Regions from separate parts of the Homo sapiens genome. Here region 2 is linked to region 1. Evidence: read pairs that join two places in POLR2A ChIA-PET (ENCODE). Cell type or tissue: OCI-LY7. All regions are shown on one strand.

Region 1 (5,000 bases):
TTCTTTCTTTCACGCCATTCTCCTCCCTCAGCCTACCGAGTACCTGGGACTACAGGTGTGCACTACCACGCCCAGCTAGTTTTTTGTGTTTTTAGTAGAGACAGGGTTTCACCGTGTTAGCCAGGATGGTCTCGATCTCCTGACCTCGTGATCCGCCTGCCTTGGCCTCCCAAAGTGCTGAGATTACAGGCCTGAGCCACCGCACCCAGGCTGTATTTTAGTTTTTATTCAGTTCATAGTCTTTTTCTAATTTTCCTCAAAACTCCATTATTGACTCATGAGTTACTTAGAAGTATGTCATTCACTTTCCAAATGCAGTCATGCACCATGTAACGATGTTTTCAGTCAACAGTGGACCACGTACAACCATGCTCCCATAAGATTATAGTAATTGTATTTTTACTGTACTTTTTTTTTTTTTTTTTTGAGATGGAGTTGTGCCCTTGTTTCCCAGGCTGGAGTACAATGGCACAATCTCAGCTCACTGCAGCCTCCGCCTCCCAGGTTCAAGCGATTCTCCTGCTTCAGCCTCCTGAGTAGCTGGGATTACAGGCGTGCACCACTATGTCCATCTAATTTTTAGTATTTTTAGTAGAGGTAAAGTTTCACCATGTTGGCCAGGCTAGTCTCAAACTCCTGACTAGGGATGATCCACCTGCCTTAGCCTCCCAAAGTGCTGGTATTACAGGAGTCAGCCACTGTGGCTGGCTTTTTTTTTTTTTTTTAAGGGAAGAGGTCTCACTTTGTTTCCCAGGCTGGAGTGCAGTGACTATTCGCAGGCATGATCAGAGTGCACTACAACCTCACACTCCTGGGCACAAAGTGATTCTCCTGCCTGAGCCTCCTGGGTAGCTGGGACTATAGGCACCCACCACCATGTCTGGCTTCCCCCGTTTTTAGTAACTATATTAGGGGTATTGGGATGTTGTCCATTTCTTCTCTGTTTTTCAAAACTCCACATTGTTAAGGATATTAACTCTTATGTAAGTTTCAAACTTTTTAAAAGTTTATCTTATTATTTGAGACAGGGTCTCGCTGTGTCACCCAGACTGGAGGGCAATGGCACAGTCTGCTCACTGCAGCCTTCACCTCCCGGATTCAAGCAATTCTCCCACCTCAGCCTCCCGAGTAGCTGGGACTACAGGCATGCACTACTATACCTGGCTAATTTTTGTATTTTTAGCAGAGACAGGGTTTCGCCATGTTGGTCAGGCTGGCAGGCTGGTCTCAAGCTCCTGACCTCAAGTGATCTGCCAACCGTGGCCTCCGAAAGTGTTGGGATTACAGGTGCAAGCTACCTCACCCGGCCTTTTTATTTTATTTTATTTTATTTTTTTTTTTTTTTGAGACAGAGTGTCGCTATGTTGCCCAGGCTGCAGTGCAATGACACGATCTTGGCTCAGGGCATCCTCTGCCTCCTGGGTTCAAGCGATTCTCCTGCCTCAGCTTCCCGAGTAGCTGGGATTACAGGTGCTTACCACCACGCCTGGCTAATTTTTGTATTTTTAGTAGAGACAGGGTTTCCCATGTTGGCCAGGCTGGTTTTGAACTTCTGACCTCAGGTGACCCACCCGCCTCAGCCTCCCAAAGTGCTGGGATTACAGGCGTGAGCCACTGCACCTGGTCTTTTTTTTTTTTTTTTTTTTTTTAATTCTTACAGATGTACTTCCTGCTTTCATACCGAGTTTATCTTTTTTTTTATTATTTTTGGTATCTTTTACTGTGTTCCTCTCAAGCTTTCTTTTTTATATTGTCAAATATGTTTTTTTCTTACTGCTTTGCATGTAGATCATAGATAAGTTTCTTCACACTGGTTACAAAGAAATTTACTCATATTTCCTCCCAGTACTCGTATAGTTTCTTTTTTTTATATTTGTGTATCTGATCCCTATGTAATTCTGATGTTCGGTTTGAGGAAAAGGTATAATTTTTCTCTCACATGGCTATTAGGCGCTCTCAAAAACACATTTTTATCAAATCAATCTTTTTCCCATTGATTTGAGATGCCTTTTTTAGCCATTTAGCAGTAATGTTTATGGTAAGATATGTGATAGGCATATAACTTTTTTTCCAAATGGATTGTCAAGTTTTCTCAACCTTTATTTCTTCTCCTTTAACTGTGTGTGTTAAATTCCAAGATAGACATACATGGGTTTGTTTCTGGGTCTTTTAGGTTATTAATTTCCTTGTCTTTTTGTTTTAGTATTTTACTCTTGTGATGGTGATAGTATTGTGTTGTCCTTTGGTCTTTGGTAGAACAAGTATTTCAATTCCCTAATTATCTCTTGTCTCTCTGAATTTCTGGAAGTTGCTATTCTGCATTTTCTCTGTTCTTAACAACTTTAAAGTTTTTGTATATCATAGTCTTATGCATACTGTTTGTTCTGTAAGTATTTGTGGAAGTGAAATCATTTTTAGGAGTTACATAGAAGATAATTAAGTATATTGTTTTATTCAGCAATATTTATATAATAACTGTAGATGGTAAGGGGTAGAAGCTGGAGAGATGATACAAAAATGAATGAGACACATTGTGCCTGCTTGTTTAGGAAAGAGAGAGTTAAATAATTGCAATATAATACGGTAAATGCGGCAGGATGCTTTGGGGGCATAAAGGGAGAGTAACTGACTTTTCTAATAGAGTTAAGGTTTTGCAAACATTATGACATTTAATCTAAATCTTGAAAGACTTTGAGTGGGAATTTGTTAGGTAGATAAGAAAGAAGATGCCGATCATGGACCCAGCTAGAAAATTTTAATGTAAAATAATTCTTGTAATAAGGGCACTAAAACTTAATCATTCAAAATTCTTAACTACGGTCTTAAGTAACACTGAAGTTTGTTTTTTTAATAGTTTGATTAATTGAAAATTAATACTTTATATGGAATTTAGTTCAGCCTACTCAGTTTAGGGATGAGAAGTTAAGTGACTTTGCTATGGTCACATATTCTTGGAAGAACTGTGATTAAGACTGCTCCAGGGAACTTCTAGAACAGGGAAATTGGTAAAAGTATATGGGGCAGCCTTGGATATATATTAGAAATTGAATACAAATTAAGAATTTATATATTTTTATTGCAGTGTGGTGTTAATTTAGGGGGGTACAAAAGACATATAAATGTATTTTATATAGTTACAAAGAAGTTTTCTAGCAAGAATTAAAATTGCTTGTTACTTGACAAGAATTGGATGGAGCTGTTTTTTTCTCTTAAAAGTCTGATGAAATCAGGCCAGGTGTGGTGGCTTATGCCTGTAATCCCAGCACTTTGGGAGGCTGAGGCAGGCAGATCACTTGAGGTCAGGAGTTCGAGACCAGCCTGGCCAACATGGTGAATCCCCATCTCTACTAAAAATACAAAAATTAGCCGGGGGCGGTGGTGCGTGCCTGTAGTCCCAGCTACTTGGGAGGCTGAGGCAGGAGAATTGCTTGAACCTGGGAGATGGGTGTTGCAGTGAGCTGAGATTGTGCCATTGCACTCCAGCCTGGGTGACAGAGTGAGACTCTGTCTCAAAAAAGGAAAAAATAAAGCCTGATGAAATCAATTTTGGAGTTTTTAAAAATTGTTGAATTTGAACAAGTTAAAAGAAAATAGCTAACACTTACTGTAGTGCTTATTACTCCAGAGTATTACTCTATGCTTTCATTTATTAACTCATTTAACCCTCCTGATTACACTGTGAAGTAGATTTTTTCCTCCTTCCTTCCTTTCCCTTTTCTTTTCTTTCCTTTCCTTTTTATTTCCTTTTTCCTTTCCTTTCCTTTCTTTCATCTAACAAACAGGGTCTCTCTCTCTTGCCCAGGCTGGAATGCCATGGGGTGATCATCACTCACTGTAACCTCGAACCTCTGGGCACAAGTGATCCTCCCACCTCAGTCTCCCAAGTAGCTAGGACTATAGGAGCACACCACACCACCCAGCTAATTTTGTAATTTTTTTGTATTGGAAGATCTTGCTGTGTTGTCTGAGCTGGTCTCAAGCTCCTGGCCGCAAGTGATCCTTGCACTTTGACCTCTCAAAATGCTTGGATTACAGATGTGAACTTTCACACCTGGCCTATAGTCATTTTACAGATTAGGAAAATGATACTACCTAATTTCAGAACTAGTGTTGCTGGGATTCCTATCCAGCAGTGTCATTCCAGAGTCCAGGTTCCAAAGCCTCTTAATTATGACATCCAGTTTTGTTTTGTTTTGTTTTGAGACAGGATCTCACCCTGTTGCCCAGGCTGGAGTGCGGTGGTGTGATCATAGCTCACTGCAACCTTGACCTCCTGAACTCCAGTGATCCTTCCGCCTTAGCCGCCAAAGTAGCCAGGACTATAAGTGCATGACACCACTCTTGGCTAATTTTTTAAATTTATTTTTGTAGAGGCAGGGTCTTACCATATTACCCAGGCTGGTCATGAACTCCTGGTCTCAAGCGATCCTCCTGCCTTGACCTCCCAAAGAGCTGGGATTACAGGCATGAGCCACTGAGTCTGGCTATGACAGCCAGTATTAAAACTGGGTAATCTGATATAAAGGAATTGATAGGACAACTGCCAGGAAGTTTTCTGGTTATCTGTATTTCTACTTATTTAATGAAACAGTTGATAAAGGGCATATTTTAATGTGAATCAGGTGAATCAAGTTTATGGAGAAACAGTTGTCTGTGAAATACATTACTTTCTCCCACTATATTTTTCTTTGAATGTCTGTTAGAGTTGATTAGTACACTAGCATACGGTATCTGAAAAGAAAAGAAGTTTCCTGTTGTCAGAAATACTGTGGGCACATCTTGCGTTATTGTGTATTTTTAAAATAGTCTCTTTTATATTATCTTCTCTATTGATGAGATGACTGCATCAGAAGTGGATACATTTTTAAGTATTGACTTAGAAAACCTCCCAAGATACAAAGATTATCTCATTTTTTTAAAGTGCTGTATAGTAGGAATCTGTTTTTGAAGTACCATGGTGTTCATGATGATGAAACAGGTTTAGGAGCTACTGCAGTAGT
Region 2 (5,000 bases), 110 kb after region 1:
AAGCAATTTTATTCCCATGAAGATAAACTCTATTGAGTGACTATTGGATAATTACTGAACCTTAGGCAGTGTGCTGAATGTTGGGGTTACAAAAATGGGATTACCACTCAGATGGTAAGAGTGTACCATCTGATAAAAGACATAAACCCTCGTCCGGGTGCGGTGGCTCGCACCTGTAATCCCAGCACTTTGGGAGGCCAAGTTTGGTGGATCACCTGAGGTCAGGAGTTCGAGACCAACATGGCGAAACCCTGTCTCTACTAAAAATGCAAAAATTAGCTGGGTGTGGTGGCGGGCGCCTGTAATCCCAGCTACTCGGGAGGCTGAGGCAGGAGAATCACTTGAACCCAGGAGGCAGAGTTTGCAGTGAGCCGAGATCGTGTGACTGCACTCCAGCCTAGGTGACAGCGAGACTCCGTCTCAAAAAAAAAAAAAAAAAATATATATATATATATATATAAAAACCCTCTAGTCTAATTGGCTCGCCTTCTGTCTGCCCAGAGTGAAGTGGCCTATTGTGTTCTGGGTGTGAGATTATTCTAGTTGAAATTCTGACTGCTTGATGCAAGTTCTTACGTTTTATTTCTACCTTGTGGTCTGCATAACCACAACGCCGATACACGGAGCCATAAATGTAAGCAGTTCTCTTGGGTCTTGTACAAAGCCTCAAAAGGTGGTCTTATCTGGGCTTATCTCCCTAGATTTGAAAAATCACATTTTAGCCCTATGTGGGGGCAGTAAACCATGGAATCCAGTCCTATTTAAAACACTGTGACTTTTTTTTTTGTCAGAAGACTAATTCAGAGGGAGAAATGCTCAGGGGCTGGGATTTATGTTTTTTAATTTAAAAAGAAAATAGGGCCGGGCGTGATGGCTCAACCTGTAATCCCAGCACTTCGGGAGGCTGAGGCAGGCAGATCACCTGAGGTCAGGAGTTTTGAGACTAGCCTGACCAACGTGGTGAAACCCCATCTCTACTAAAAATACATGGTGAAACCCCGTCTCTACTAAAAATACAAAAAATTAGCCGGGCATGGTGGTGGGCTCCTGCAGTCCCAGCTACTCGGGAGGCTGAGGCAGGAGAACGGCGTGAACCCGGGAGGCAGAGATTGCAGCGAGCCGAGATCGTGCCACTGCACTCCAGCCTGGGCGACAGAGCGAGACTCCGTCTCAAAATTAAAAATAAATAAATAAATAAATAAATAAATAACAAAAATTAGCCAGGCGGTGGGTGCCTGTAATCCCAGCTACTAAGGAGGCTTAGGCAGGAGAATTACTTGAACCTGAGAGGCGAAGGTTGCAGTGAGCCAAGATCAGGCCACTACACTCTAGCCTGGGTGACAGAGTGAGGCTCCATCTCAAAAAAAAAAAAAGAAAAGAAAATAACTTTTGGGTTTTTTGTTTGTTTTTTTGTTTTTGAGGCAGCCTCTCTCTGTTACCCAGGCTAGAGTGTAGTGGCCTGATCTTGGCTCACAACAACCTCCGCCTCCCAGGTTCAAGTGATTCTCGTGGCTCAGCCTCTGAAGTAGCTGGGATTACAGGTGTGTGCCACCAAGCCCAGCTAATTTTTGTATTTTTAGTAAAGATGGGGTTTCTCCATCCTGGCCAAGCTGGTTGCGAACTCCTGACCTCAGATGAACCATCTGCCTCGCCCTCCCAAAGTGCTGGGATTACAGGCGTGAGCCACCACACCCAGCCAAGAAAATAGTTTTAAGTACCATTTTTAAAAGTATAATTTAGGTTGGGCCGGGCGCGGTGGCTCACGCCTGTAATCCCAGCTACCCCGGAGGCTGAGGCAGGAGAAAGGCGTGAACCCGGGAGGCGGAGCTTGCAGTGAGCCGAGATCGCGCCACTGCACTCCAGCCTAGTTTACAGAGCGGGACTCCGTCTCAAAAAAAAAAAAAAAAAAAAAGGATAAAGTATAATTTAGGTTACCTACCATATTGAAAAGAAGACTTAAAGTGGCAGTTTTTTAACTCCTAGAATGTCGACATTTGAACTATTTTGAGATTAACATTTCTATAGTGTTTAATTTGCTTGCCTCAAACAGCTGTGTGGCAGCCAGGTGCAATGGCTCATGCCTGCAGTCCTACCACTTTGAGAGGCTGAGGTGGAAGGATTGCTTGAGACCAGGAGTTTGAGACCAGCCTGGGCAACATAGTGAGACCCTATCTATCTACAAAAAAATAATAAAAATATTAGATGAGCATGGTGACACATGCCTGTAGTCCCAGCTACTTGGGAGGCTGAGGTGGGAGGATTGCTTGAGCCTGGAAGGTTAAGGCTGCAGTAAGCCATGATCATACCACTACATTCCAGCCTAGGTGACAGAGCTAGACTTTGCCTTGCAGAGCCAGGATTAGATCCCAGACCTCATCTCCAGTATTTTCAATATACCCACCTGAATTTGGACTAACTCAATGGGGTTAAAAAACAAGATTTCTAGGGCATAGAGGCTCATGCCTATAGATCCCCCCCTACTCAGGAGGTTGAGGTGGGATGATTGCTTGAGCCCAGGAGTTTGGTGTCCAGCCTGGGCAACATAAGGAGACTCCGTCTCTAAAAAAAGATTCTTTGTTTTCTCCTCACAATTGGGTTCTTCAAATTACAGTGGGATGAAAGATTCGAGTTATGCTTAGAATTTGAAATCTATCCTACCTGACTATAAAAGAAATTTGAACATAAAATTAGTCATGGGAGGTCGGGCACGGTGCCTCACACCTATAATTCTAGCACTTTGGGAGGCCAAGGCAGGCGGATCACTTGTGGTCGGGAGTTTGAGACCAGCCTGGCCAACATAGAGAAACCCTATCTCTACAAAAATACACAAATTAGCTGGGTGTGGTTGCGCATGCCCGTAGTCCCAGCTACTTGGGAGGCTGAGGCAGGAGAGTTGCTTGAACCCAAGAGGCGGAGGTTGCAGTGAGCTGAGATCATGCCACTGCACTCCAGCCTGGGCAACAAAGTGAGACTCTGTCTCAAAAAAAAAAAAAATTAATCACGATTGTCAGCTAGCTTCACAGCCCCTATGCCATCACCTACATCACATTTCGCCAGCTGCAGAATCAGGGTCTTCCTGTATGTGTCCTGGGCAATTAATGACTTTACCTTTTGCTACCCTATTTTCAGGTACTTGTTCTTAACGGATACAGGGAGAGAAGGCTGCTGAGGGTGTTAGCTCTGTGCAGGCTGTGCAGTGAAATTTAAAGGGTGCCATTTGTAGATAACGTGCATGGCTCCCCCCATGCAGTTGTGCACCCCGGCAGCTCTGAAGAGAGATACCCTGAAACCCCCACCTTTTTGTTAAAATCCTTTACATTTTGGAGTCCAAAATGGACATTGTTTAGTATCATCTCAGACAGTGATTAGGAAAAGGCAAATAATGTATGGCATAAAGAGCACTAATTTGGGTCTGGTCTTAGCCCCACCACTAACCATGAGATCTTAAAAGTCACATCGTCTCTGACCATCTATAAGAAATAGAAATGCAGATGGTTTTTGACAAAAATTGATGTGAAACCAATTAGCTGTGACATAGTATCAGTGTGTGTGTACATATATGGGGGTGGGGATGGGGAGAGTTTGTCCTCAACTGGGCAACCCAAACCCAACCTGTGAGGCTCAAAGGTGCTGCTCTTCCAGGCCCTTCCCAACTTTGCAGTGCAATTAATAACTGGAACTTCTTAGCCTTATAAGATGTTGATCAGAGAATAAAGACTGTGATTTGAAAGCAGATGCCCCTTCATCATGGAGGTCTTTGAGCTATGGCTGAGGAATTAGAGTCTTGGAGAATGGGATCTGTTTGCTATTAAGTATCTCATTATATCCTAACAGACCTTATAAATTAAGGCCTATACACATTCCCAGTCTTTTCATATGGAACAACTCATAAAATAACTTTCTCAGGGTCACTTAAGTCATAGATGAAGTAGAAACTGGAACCCACATCTCCAAACTATTACTTCAGTATCCTATCAACACACAAACACTGTTTGCCCACTGAATAATATATTTGTTGTAGGCACCATCAATGATCAGGGAATTGTGCGCCTGCTGGGAAATTATTAGCCCAGAACAGGAGACCTGGTTATTGATTAAACAGAGCTGCTGCTGGTTAGTGTTAGGCCACACGAGGCTAGATCTACAAAAGTGAGGCAACATCCAGTGGCTAGAGAATGTGCACTGAGGCTCTGCTAAACGCCACAGTAGGCAAGCATGGCTTAGTACACAGAAGACTTCAGAAGACAAACAGCACATATTTGTTTCTGGAGATTTAAAAAATAATAACATTCCAGTGTTACTGGGAGACTGATTTACTATTCAGAGACAAATAAGTTGGAGAGAAATTTTTTGTTCAACCATACTAAATACTAAGGCAAGGTATTGCATTATTACAAGGTAAGACTAGAGGGACTAGAGACTTACTTTTGATGCATGAGTGTCTTATTGTTTCAATGAAGTATCATTTTACCTTCAAAACTTTAGCTCCGGCCGGGTGCGATGGCTCACTCCTATAATCCCAGCACTTTGGGAGGCCGAGGTGGGCGGATCATGAGGTCAGGAGATCGAGACCACAGTGAAACCCCGTCTCTACTGAAAATACAAAAAATTAGCCGGGCGTGGTGGCGGGCGCCTGTAGTCCCAGCTACTCGGGAGGCTGAGGCAGGAAAATGGCGTGAACTTGGGAGGCGGAGCTTGCAGTGAGCCGAGATGGTGCCACTGCACTCCAGCCTGGGCGACAGAGCGAGATTCCGTCTCAAACAAACAAACAACAATAAAAAAAAACCTTTAGCTCCTCTGAGCAAGTGCGACTAGAGCATAATCATTGGCTATCTTAAAAATATACTCTGATGCCAGGTGTGGTAGCTCACACCTATAATCTCAGACTTTTGGGAGGCCGAGGTGAAAAGATCCCTTGAACCCAGGAGTTCGAGACCAGCCTGAGTAACATAGTAACAAACCCTATCTATACAAAAAATACAAAAATTAGCTAGGCATGG

Evidence for each region. Peaks named below come from ENCODE experiments on the same cell type or tissue, not always from the same donor. Only the 100,000 strongest peaks of a DNase experiment are listed, where the experiment ranks them.
Region 2: POLR2A ChIA-PET joins it to region 1 with 5 read pairs; 3 of 35 experiments call an interaction of 5 or more read pairs at or near these places.

The regions. Positions count from the first base shown.
Region 1 is chr17:29,446,330-29,451,329 of GRCh38, forward strand. The region is part of intron 1 of TAOK1 (TAO kinase 1); the gene reads left to right. Among named protein-coding and RNA genes, the nearest start is that of MIR4523, 58 kb to the left of the region's middle. In OCI-LY7, no CTCF peak of the experiment used is centred here; no DNase peak of the experiment used is centred here; H3K4me3 peaks cover 1,201 bases; H3K27ac peaks cover 1,524 bases.
Region 2 is chr17:29,551,923-29,556,922 of GRCh38, forward strand. No RefSeq gene overlaps it. Among named protein-coding and RNA genes, the nearest start is that of ABHD15, 13 kb to the right of the region's middle. In OCI-LY7, no CTCF peak of the experiment used is centred here; no DNase peak of the experiment used is centred here.